Regions from separate parts of the Homo sapiens genome. Here region 1 is linked to region 2. Evidence: read pairs that join two places in POLR2A ChIA-PET (ENCODE). Cell type or tissue: OCI-LY7. All regions are shown on one strand. Region 1 holds the start of FFAR1 (free fatty acid receptor 1). Region 2 overlaps MAG (myelin associated glycoprotein).

Region 1 (2,500 bases), 53 kb before region 2:
ATGTTTCCCACTGGGGTCACCTGAGCCTCCCAGGAGGACCTAAGGAAGATTTCTAACCTCTCTGGATGCTCTCTCAGGTGTGCCCACGCCTGCTGGTGAGAAGCCAGCTCTGCTCTGTGATTCTGTCTCTGTCTCTCAATGTGCCCGTGTCTTTCTGTCTGTCTGTCAGTCTGTCTCTATTTCCTGCCTCAGAATGACAACACAGCTCTCCACATCAGTTTTCTCAGGCGTGTATGGGTCACCTGACCACTCTGCCCCTTCCGAATTCCAGGTCCCCCATCATAAACCTCTCTCTGTGTGGCCTCCTGGCAGCTCTGGTCACCAGGCTTCAGGGGGGACAGCAAGGGGGTCTCAGCCTATCACTAACTCCCTCAAAGACACCATCTCACTGCTTTTCATACCTCGGAGCCACTAAATTGGTCCATGCTCGCCTTTTTCTCGAGAGCAGCACCTGGGGTGCAGCGCCCGCTGTGAGCGGAGAACTGGCCTCCTACTGTTCAGTGTGTTGTTGGGAACTGAGAAATGGACAGAATGGAGGAAGAATCCACAGCAGTGTGGTTTCCCCTCCTGCAGCAAGAGCGAAGCCCTGGGGAGCCATTGGGTTTTCCAGATCTTCTCTGCTTTGGCCCCACCCACCTGGCGTCTGGATCTTTGCCCAAGGTCACCTTCTCCGAGGGCCTTCCCGGGTGCCTCAGCCACACTCATCCCTCCTGTGAATCTCACTTTTGTTGTCTTTCTTCAGTGCGACATCGTCTTGGCTGGCTCCTGAGCTAGAATGCCGGCCTCCTGAGGGCAAAGGCTTTGGTCTGCTTTGTCTACTACACGTTGCACAGCAGGTGTTTGGGAACCTAAATGCACGATCCATTGTCTGGACCCTGGGAGGACTGTGAGAGCTGGGGTTGTGGAGGGCGGCCTGCGTCTGGAGTCCTGGCCCCCTAGCTTCCTGGCCACCTGCTCTTCACCTGCTCTTCACGCCTCAGCAATGTCTATTGATGGCCATATCTCATGGTCAATCAGCCATGTAGTAGGTTTATGTCAGCAGCTGTGCTGAGGGACAGGGTGGGAAGGGGAAGATGCTCGATGGTTGCCAGGGAGCTTAAGCCAGGCCCTTCAGGCTTAGGACTGCCTCAGCTCCCTCCAGGGTATCTTGCCTTAAAAACCCTTGGCGGCTCTCGACTAGAGATCCCCAAGGTTGGTCCTACGCCTTATCTTTTTGGTGTCCTAACAACTGGCTCTGTACTGGGTGCATTTCCAGGTGCTCAGTATCTGTGTGCAGAATGAATGAAGAAAGAGTTGAATGACACCAGACCCCATTTTGGGCACAGACACCCCAACACCCTCCTGTCTCATTTAAACAGTTTTTGTTGTTGTTGTTTTGAGGCGGAGTCTCACTCTGTTGCATAGGCTGGAGTGCAGTGGCGTGATCTCGGCTCACCGCTACCTCCGCCTCCCAGGTTCAAGCGACTCTCCTGCCTCAGCCTCCCAAGTAGCTGAGATTACAGGTGTGAATCACCACGCTCAGCTAATTTTTGTATTTTTGGTAGAGACAGGATTTTACCATGTTGGCTAGGCTGGTCTTGAACTCCTGACCTCAGGTGATCTGCCCACCTTGGCCTCCCAGAGTGCTGTGATTACAGGCGTGATCCACCACGCCTGGGCTTTAAACAGTTCTTAAAGCCTCACCTTCCTCCAGAAAAGTTAATGGTGCTCACAAGAATCAAACCAGGGACAAAGTGGATTGATGGGGCGATCAAGGCCTCCCTGAACCATAATTCCTAGAGTTACCGTCCGGGTACTGAGCAGAGATGGGAGGGAAAGGAAGGTGGGAGAGGAAGGTGGCAGTTTGGGGACACCTGCCACGTGCCAGGAGCCAATCTCCCTGATGATCAGATAATTACACCCCTGCCCTCTAAGGAGAATGGGCTTTAGCCCCTTTGCAGAAGCAGGTGAATGGGTGGAGAAAGATCAAACCCGAGAAGCGGAGAGGGGAGCTGGGGCACCTAACTGGAAAGTCTGAATCAGTGAACAGAATTAGAGAACGGGTGCAGAGGACCTCGAATGACAGAAAAGCTGTGAGGTTTCTCAGGGTGGCTGGTCTTCAAGACTTTCTCTGGCAGCTATGGGTTGTGCAAGAATTGGGTAGCGTCACTTTTGGGAAGAGCTGTTTTGAATCGGCTTCCCCTTTTCACATTCTTCGAAAAATGCAAATAAAGGATGGAGGTTGGTTTTCTGGGGGACTTTCGGCTTCTGTGCTGGGTCTCAATGTGGCTCCAGCATATAGAAGACGATGCCTCACTTCCTATCGTGGGCCACCTGCGTGGTAGGCAGTGGCCTTTCCCTCTCCACTTTACAGATGGAGAAGCCGAGACTCAGGCAAGCTGGCGAGCCCTGCCAAGATCACCGGGCTAGTTAAGCCGAAGAATCAAGATTCAAGTTCTCATGTTTGTCTGTCTGCAAAGCCAGTATGCTTTTCCTAACAAGACACCAGACTCTCTAATCT
Region 2 (2,500 bases):
TGTAGTTTTTGTAGCGTGGTGGATGTGTGGTGTGTGTTTGGTGTGGTGTTTGTGTGGTGTGTGTGTAGTGTGTGTGTAGCGTATGCAGTGTGTGGTGTGTGGTTTTTGTAGTGTGGTGTGTGTGTGGTGTGTGTGTTTGGTGTGGTGTGTGTGTGGTGTGTGGGTAGTGTGTGTAGTGTATGAAGTGTGTGGTGTGTGGTTTGTGTAGTGTGTGATGTGTGTGGTGTGTGCTTGGTGTGGTGTGTGTGGTGTGTGTGTAGTGTGTGGTGAGTTTTTGTAATGTGGTGTGTGTGTGTGGTGTGTGTTTGGTGTGGTGTGTGTGTGGTGTGTGGTTTTAAAATCCTTTAAGCCAAATAGAATACAGCTATGGCCAGACATGGCAATCAGAATAGGGCACACTGCCTGATTTCAGGGATCCCCCTGCCTCATTTCTGAGTGGCGCTGCTGCTTGGAGTCCTCAGCGCCAAGCAGTGTGTGTGTGTGTAGTGTATGCAGTGTGTGGTGTGTGGTTTGTGTAGTGTGTGTGTGTGGTGTGTTTGGTGTGATGTGTATGTTTGGTGTGTGGGCAGTGTGTAGGTAGCAGGAGCAGTGTGTGGTGTGTGGTTTGTGTAGTGTGTGATGTATGTGTAGTGTGTGGTGTGTGGGTAGTGTGTAGGTAGAGTGTGCAGTGTGTAGTGTGTGATTTCTGTAGAGTGGTGTGTGTGTGTACTGCACCTGTGCAGTCTCTTTCTGCACCAGGGTGAACCCGGCTCTCTCATAGGGACTCAGCGCTGAGGACTCCAAGCAGCAGCGCCACTCAGAAATGAGGCAGGGGGATCCCTGAAATCAGGCAGTGTGCCCTATTCTGATTGCCATGTCTGGCCATAGCTGTATTCTATTTGGCTTAAAGGATTTTAAAAAAAGAAATCTGAATCAGCAACCAAAATTTAAGAATTAGGAGATTACACCAAAGAATCCAAAATTCTGGTTTATCTTGAAAATTCAGAACACCTGACAGCCACCGCCCTGCTTTCTGTTGGCCAGAGCTGGGGGCCACGTGCCAGGTGCTGCTCTGGGCATCTGATGGCTTTTCACTCATTGCCTTAAGTGCTGTTCTTATCCCCATTTTACGGAAAAGAAAACCAAGGCCCAAGGAAGTTAAGTCACTTGCCCAAGATCACCACGCTAAAGTGGGGGCCCAGCAGCCTTGCCCCTACCCCCTGGCCCCACTGCCTTTCTCCAGGTGTTTCCAAAAGAGTAGCAGCACCTGTTTCCCCCTGAGGGCAGCAAGACTATTTTGGGGCCCTGCTTTGTTCATGTCTGTCATCTGCATGGTCTGCGTGGGCCTTGAGGTTTGCACCCCCAGCCAAATCAGCACCTCCCAGATCTGCCATCCAGGCCTGCTGGGGAAGGTGCGGGGAGGCCTTCCGGCCACACTCCTTCCCGCCCCGCTGCCCCAGCTCCCGGTGCCTGCACAACCGCTGGGGACTCACTGACGATATCCAGGACGCTGTGCTCTGAGAAGGTGTACTGGTTGTAGCCGCCCAGGTCCCCACGGAAGTAGTACTTCCCGCCCAGCTCGGGGCTGACGTTGCTGAGCAGGAGGGTGCAGTTTCGCAGGCCCAGGTCCCCCAGGAGGCGGCTGCGGCCCTGGAAGCTCTCGTGGACTACTTGGGTGCGCGACTTGAAGACCACCGGGGGGTAGTTCTTGGGGTAGGGGCTATTGAAGTACCAGACACCATGCACCACAGCGGGCCGCAGCTCATCCGGGAAGTCAAAGCGGCAGGGGATGGAGACGCACGTGCCTTCGAAGGCCGAGATGGACGAGGGCATCCAGGCACCCCAGTGACCCCCTCGGGAGGCTGCGGGCAAGCAGGAGAGCTGAGGCTCAGGGACACGTCCTACCCGATCACCCCCTCCGGCTCCCATCCCCAACCACATGCCGGGGGGCTGCGGGGACCCACCTCCAACCTGCTCAGGGGCCAAAGCCTTTAGGTCCCCAGCACCTGTCAGCCGTTACCTGAAATCATAATCCAGAACAGAGGCAGTGCCGTGAGGAATATCATTCTGTACAGCGAGTGAGTGATCGCTGGAAAGGGAGAGGAGAGGGTTAAAGGCTGGGGGAAGTGAAAGGGGGTGTTCCATCTGGGCTTCAGGAAGGGGCCCATTCATATGTTAGCTGCTGCTGCTATTATTATTTATTTATGCATTTATTTACTTATTTTTCTGAGACAGGGTCTTGTTTCATTGCCCGGGCTGGAATGCAGTGACACAATAACAGCTCACTATAGCCTCAAAATCCTGAGCTCGTGTTATCCTCTTGTCTCAGCTTCTGGTATGCGCCACCCCACACCCAGTTAATTTTTCTTCTTTTTTGTGGAAATGGTTGTGGAGGTGGGGTCTTACTATGTTGCCCAGGCTGGTCTTCAACTCCTGGCCTCCAGCAATATTCCTGCCTTGGCTTCCCAAAGGATTACAGGTGTAAATCACCATGCCTGGTCTGCTGATATTTTTTAACTTT

What was found. ChIA-PET counts read pairs that join two places held together with the same protein. Peaks named below come from ENCODE experiments on the same cell type or tissue, not always from the same donor. Only the 100,000 strongest peaks of a DNase experiment are listed, where the experiment ranks them.
Region 1: POLR2A ChIA-PET joins it to region 2 with 10 read pairs; 9 of 35 experiments call an interaction of 5 or more read pairs at or near these places.

What each region holds. Positions count from the first base shown.
Region 1 is chr19:35,347,476-35,349,975 of GRCh38, reverse strand. FFAR1 (free fatty acid receptor 1) reads right to left here and starts at 2,074. Exons shown (of 2, transcript NM_005303.3): 1 at 1-2,074. RefSeq lists a silencer at 744-944 and an enhancer at 2,223-2,302. In OCI-LY7, no CTCF peak of the experiment used is centred here; DNase peaks (open chromatin) are centred at 145, 985 and 2,205; H3K4me3 peaks cover 1,651 bases; H3K27ac peaks cover 2,500 bases.
Region 2 is chr19:35,294,954-35,297,453 of GRCh38, reverse strand. It overlaps MAG (myelin associated glycoprotein), which reads right to left. Exons shown (of 11, transcript NM_002361.4): 3 at 2,000-2,068; 4 at 1,473-1,841. The coding sequence starts at 2,045. Among named protein-coding and RNA genes, the nearest start is that of MAG, 4.0 kb to the right of the region's middle. RefSeq lists enhancers at 516-585, 716-825. In OCI-LY7, a CTCF peak has its summit at 862; DNase peaks (open chromatin) are centred at 733, 1,363 and 2,183; H3K4me3 peaks cover 2,061 bases; H3K27ac peaks cover 2,500 bases.